Regions from separate parts of the Homo sapiens genome. Here region 2 is linked to region 1. The links are chromatin loops, found by intact Hi-C in ENCODE. Cell type or tissue: HCT116. All regions are shown on one strand. Links, peaks and the distances in the headings refer to the core of each region. The heading gives the core; the rest is flanking DNA.

Evidence for each region. Peaks named below come from ENCODE experiments on the same cell type or tissue, not always from the same donor. Only the 100,000 strongest peaks of a DNase experiment are listed, where the experiment ranks them.
Region 2: it touches region 1 in a loop (5-fold over the local background); 2 of 110 quality-filtered maps call a loop at or near these places.

The regions. Positions count from the first base shown.
Region 1 is chr9:95,906,575-95,909,494 of GRCh38, reverse strand. ERCC6L2 (ERCC excision repair 6 like 2) reads right to left here. Exons shown (of 19, transcript NM_020207.7): 4 at 2,224-2,417. Among named protein-coding and RNA genes, the nearest start is that of ERCC6L2-AS1, 32 kb to the right of the region's middle. In HCT116, for the core only: a CTCF peak has its summit at 1,481; no DNase peak of the experiment used is centred there.
Region 2 is chr9:95,855,924-95,858,843 of GRCh38, reverse strand. The region is part of intron 1 of ERCC6L2-AS1 (ERCC6L2 antisense RNA 1); the gene reads left to right. Among named protein-coding and RNA genes, the nearest start is that of ERCC6L2, 18 kb to the left of the region's middle. In HCT116, for the core only: no CTCF peak of the experiment used is centred there; a DNase peak (open chromatin) is centred at 1,447; H3K4me3 peaks cover 386 bases; H3K27ac peaks cover 973 bases.

The DNA.
Region 1 (2,920 bases), core at 244-2,743:
TAAAATCAGTAGTTGCCCAAGGTGAGGGTTGAGGAAAAGCCACTGTAAAGAGGTAAAAGAAAAGTCCTGGGATGATAAAAATAGTTTTTACCTTGTTTGGGATAGTGATTGCACTCATTTGTCAAAACTAGGAGTCAGTATACTACTGCCCATGGCCAAATCCAGCCCGTGGCCACTTTTGTATGGTCAGTAAGCTAAGAATAGTTTTTACATTTTAAAGGGTCATAAAAATAAAAAAGAAGAATATGCAACCGAGACTATATGTGGCCCAAAAGCCTAAAATATTTACTATCTGGCCCTTTACAGAAAAAGTTTACCAATCCCTGGTCAAGATTCATCAAATTGTATTCCTGAAATGGCATAATTATTCTACACAAATTAACTCTCATTAAAGTTGATTTTAATACAACTCTCCAGCTGGGCTTGAGGGGCTAGTTTTCACAAAGACTGATTTAATTCATCCTCTGTCATTTTCCAGATGGGCTAATTTACCCAAAGCCACATGGCTAATTAGTGATTTTTTTACTCTCTTTTTTGTGTGCTCATAAAATTTGAGACAACTATCAATTGTTCATCATTTTCATCCTATGCTAAATCATTTTAATGCTGATGTGAAAGTATCACCTTAAAAAAATTACCAATTTTCTAAACTTCGGTTGACTTTGGGGGAATATCATTAACTCCTTCATTAGCAGTAGTTCAAATTGAGTATAACTATAATGTCTAAACATTTTAAAGACTTACTAGATAACTGTTTCTAATGCCATGCTTTAATCTTCACCTAAAAGGTATAAATTGTATCCCTGTAGAGACAAATCTAGGCTACAAGCAGATGGAAACTAATGATTTTACCAAGGCCCAGCCTACTGCTGGAACAACTATGAAGACTTCAGACCTCACTACCATGGTCCCGTGACCACATTACTATAAAAGCCTTGTATTGGTTTGCTAGGGCTACCAAAATAAAATACCACACACTGGATGGCTTAAAACAACCAAAATTTATTTCCTCACAATCCTGGAAGCTCGAATTTCAAGAGCAAGGTGTCAGCAAATTTGGTTTCTCCTGAAGCCTCTCCCCTTGGCTTGCAGATGACTGCCTTCTTGCTGTGTCCTCACAAGTCCCTTCCTCTGTGGTGTGTGTGTGTCCTTGGTGTCTCTTTCTCTTCCTATAAGGATACCAGTCATACTGGACCCAGGCCCCACCCAATCAGCCTCGGTTTTAATCACCTCTTTAAAACTTAATCAAAGAGACCTGTCTCTAAACACAGTTACATTCTGAGGTGCTGGGGTTGAGACCTGAACATTTAAATTGTGGAATGGGGGTTGAGGAGAAGCGACACAATTCAGCACATAACAAGCCTCTTAATTGGTCCTTCTCCATTCAGCTTGGCTCTCCTTTATCTGCACACACAGAAGCTAAGGTATTTACAAAGTGCAAATCTGATCATTTTTATCCTATCGGTAATCTGCTGACAACACTGTAGGGGGCACTCTATTGCTCTCAGGATAAAGATCAAAATCCTCAAAGTACCTTCCAATACTCTCTATAATCTTTTCCCTGCTTATCTCACTGGTGTTACCTCTTGGCCACTTCTCCCTCACACTCTATGCTACAGTGGGTGTGTGGGTGTGGGGGTGTGTGTGTGTGTGTGTGTGTGTGTGTGTAGTTTTTGCCCCTCTATATTCACAACAGACTCCCATAATTGAAATAATTCATGAAAATTACTGACCTAGTTCAGAGGCAGTGTCTGCATAAAAGGCTGTACATGAGATTTAGGACAAGTCTTATCATTCTTTAACAATCAGTGTTTGAAGAAGTATCCTGTATTCAATGTAAGAAATAGAATAAGAAGTTCTAGAAAACCTGATGCAGGTTTTTCCTTCTCAGAGAGTAAGTTATTATGAACTAAATATTTCAATAATTCTAAAATGAAATTAAATCAAGCAAAGGAATCATCATTATTCCTTTTTAAAAAATCACAATATAGGCTTGGCACGGTGGCTCACACCTATAATCCTAGCACTTTGGAAGGCTGAGGTGGGTGGATTGCCTGAGCTCAGGAGTTCGAGACCAGCCTGGGCAACGTGGCGAAACTCCGTCTTTACTAAAAACACAAAAGCAAGACTCTGTCTCAAAAAAAAAAAAAAAAAAACTCTTAATATAAAGGGATGTAAGTAGACTATTAATACAATCATTCCTATTCCTATTATTCCCATTACCTGTTAAGTTCATCCAGGCATAAGCGTAGTGTTTCATAAGTTGTTAGAGCAATTTCACATTTCCTCTGCTTTACACGAATTAATTCATTATCTTTTCTGTTTCCATGTAAAACAGTGACTCTGAAATATCCCCAGGTGTCCAATTCATCCTTCCAGTTGTAGAGGACAGAAAGAGGAGCAACTATTAAGAACATCTAAAACAAGAATAAAAAAATTTTGCTGTTTTTTAAAAACTGAAAAAGAATCCCAAAGTGAAATCCACAATATCAATATCAATAGTCCTCTTCCTTAATTTTGACATCTAGTTAGTAACAATAAATACAACTGAGTGATTAGCTATATCTGGACATTGAAGATTCTCAAAAAATAATTTGCTGTTTAATTAGCTTTTTATCAGGACAAGACAGACACCTAACCTTGCTCAAAGAAACACGTGTTTTTTATTTCCCCCTACCAAAAAGGCACTGAGAAATGAGAGAGAAGTAACTTTCCAAAAGAGAGAAAAGAATAAAATCTGGATCCCAGTAATAGCTTCAAAGGCCAAGTGGGTAATGTACATACACAAGCAGGCCACGTGTTCTTGAAATATATGGTCTCCTGGAGCTCTCTTTCCTTCTGCATTTTCCTAGCCCATTTCCGCTCCCCCTCTTTCAGATACTCTCAGTTAAAGAACTGGAAAATTCACTGGAAAATTGAA
Region 2 (2,920 bases), core at 149-2,648, 51 kb after region 1:
AGGTGATATGAACTGAGGAATATGATTAGTTCAACTCTGGCACTGAGGTCATTTGAAAATATTGATAACATATAATATCTGTATTTGATGAATGTGCAGTGTAAATGAGGAAGATGACACAAGATTTACTTTATAGTAAAAACATGCTGAGTAATATAAGTCAAGTAAATGTAGGTGTGATCAGAGATTAGTGTAATCAGAAAGAAGGCATTCTGGAAGAGATAAGCTTTTAGCTGGCATTGAAGAATAGTTATATTTAGATGTGTCAGTTAGATAAAATATTATTCTACACAAGGTAAACTTTGAGAAAAGTCAGAAAATGGAAAAAGTTCATGTCAAGTGTGAAAAACCAGTGATTAAGTTTTGCTGGAGTATTTGCGCCTGAAGGGGATTAGTGAGAGAAAGGGTTCCTGGAAGATTTTAAAGGTGAGGCTAGAGAGTCCAGTTATTCCAAGGCAGTAGAGATCCACTGAAGACTTTATAGCAGGAGAGTGACATCCCAAGGACACAGGGGTCATTGCTGATGCTCCCAAAGTGCCTGCTGATCTGAGCTGCCAGGGTCATTTGATTAGTATCAATGACTTCAGGGACTCATCTAGAGTTCTCACATTTCCTTGTACTTCATTTGACTGAAGAATAAAGGACTTAGAAAATTGGAGCCCTAAGAAACAGTGAAAATAAGTCTGGGAAAATCCCTGGAGCCTAAAATTAAGCTCTGCCTGTTCTTGGTTTCTTGTTGCTCTCTGGCAACTTCATTAAGTTTCTATTCCTCTTTCCACTCCAACATATTGCAGCCCTTTGATGCCTTTAGATTAGCAAGTTCAACACCTTCTTTGGACTGTAGGTATGAAGACCCAGTTTTGAGCTAGGCTGACATTGGACAAGCTGCAAGGCCAGCAGTTCCTGCATCAGGTCAGCACAGGGAAGTAGGTATTAAAGAGCTGAGCCAGAGCCCTGGGTGCCAGGGCTGGGAAGAAGGCTGGTCTGGCAATCTCAGAATGGCATGGTATTGATAGGTGAGAGCAAACACTCATGATTATGGAGGTCTAACTTGAAGTTGCCAGGTTGTCGTGACCTACAGACTTAGTCTCATTGTTCTTTAAACTTAGTTTGAAAATTTAGAAAGCAACAGAATGAAAAAAGTTCCGCTTAGTTATCTTGCCTTCTCTTGTCACTCAGGTGAGAATGTGAATGCAACTGGACTCTTTTTCTCCTTGCCCAGTTCCTACACGTAAAGATTCCTTTACCAGGAACAGCCCTTAAGTCTTTCATGTCAGTTGTTTAATTCTCTGGAAACTGACCTCTGTTTCCCCATATCCTTCTTGCCTAACTTGTAGATTTCCTGGAGTTTGTCTCCCTGCAGCTGAAATTCTGGCAGCCAATAGGGGACTCAGCCTCACCCCAGTCTCTAGAATCAAACCAGGTATTAATAGGAGGGATTAAGTTGCTGTGACTCAACGCTTAGGCACTCTAGCAGCAAAGATGCTTGATGTTGTCCAGCCCTGATCTTGGGCCCCAGTTTTCACAACAGGCTTCTATCTTGCTCCAATCTGCTCTTTACACAGCTGCAAAAGCCCCTGCCTTGGCAACGTTCCTGGTAACAAGATCCCTCTGGGGAATGGCTCAGCCTTGGTCTTCCACTCCTCCTCCCCCCCATCACTTCTGCTGCCCCTCATATACTGAAGCCTTGCCCTTGAACACTGTCTTCTTGATATTTACACGTTGTGCTCAGTATGATGCTTGGGTCACAGACGATTAGTAAAGACATGAACTATGTTCATCATTCCTAGGGGGAAGGGGAAGGGCCAGGGTTCACTAAAAGGGTGTCATTCATTGCTGATGTCCTAGAAACTGCAAACTGCCAATTTGAGTTTAGGAAACACCTATTATTCTACCTTGATTGTATCTAAAAATGGGGTGAGAAGGAAAGTGGTTTAGTGAACTCCACCCTCAGGAATAAATGCAGAGGGCAACACCTCAGTGAAGTGTGGTGGTCTGCAATGTATATTTCAGACATCTGCCATTCCATGTCCTAGGTATGTACCTCTACCCTGCCCTTGGAATAGGAAAGTAGTCCTTGTATTCAAGCCAAATTGATATTAGGAGATCCACATATGATCTTATCAGGGACACTACAGTCTGTACTCTCTTTCTTTGCTGCCTTTCAGGGAACATATACCAGACCTAGAACACTGATGACTATTCAGGAAAGGTATGGAAGAGTGGGCACAAGGTGGGACCCTGACTATTTTCTGGAGTCACCACCAGCTGGGACCCAGTTCTGCTGACTGTTGTAGTCCTGTTGTAACAATTGCTTTCATGTTTGCTAAAATAAATAAATATCAATGTGTTTAACCAATAATGATAACCACTTTGCTTTTTGGCAAATCCTAAAGAGATAAAACTAATTCATATAATTTAGCGGGGAGAGAAAAAGGCACACACAAAAGTCTCATCCTCCTAGATCCATTTACCATCTTGAAAGGGACAAGTAACAGATAACTTGTTAATTATGGAAGGATTCTATAACCTTACTCACTTCTACCAGATTGGTTACTTCATTATCCTATTTCTTTTCAGAGATCAGGAATAAGATCCTTAAATTTTTTAGGTTTCTGTGCTTATCTACAGATGTAGAAGAAAATGCAAAATGAGGGAGATTATGCAGTGGTATGAAACAAAATCTGAAGGGATAGAAAGGATGGCTGAGTTGCTGGAGAGGAAAGAAAGCTGAGTTCCTGGGGCCTGCTTTGAAGATGAAAGGAAGGCACCAGGAGATAAACTGGGCCAGAGATAGGTCTTGTGAGGCTTTGCAGTTAAAAAACCTGCAGATGGTTTTTGGATGGGATCAAATATCAGAAAGGCAGATAAGCCACAAACCCAAATTAGTTTCCAGTTAAGTTATTGCTCTCAGATACAA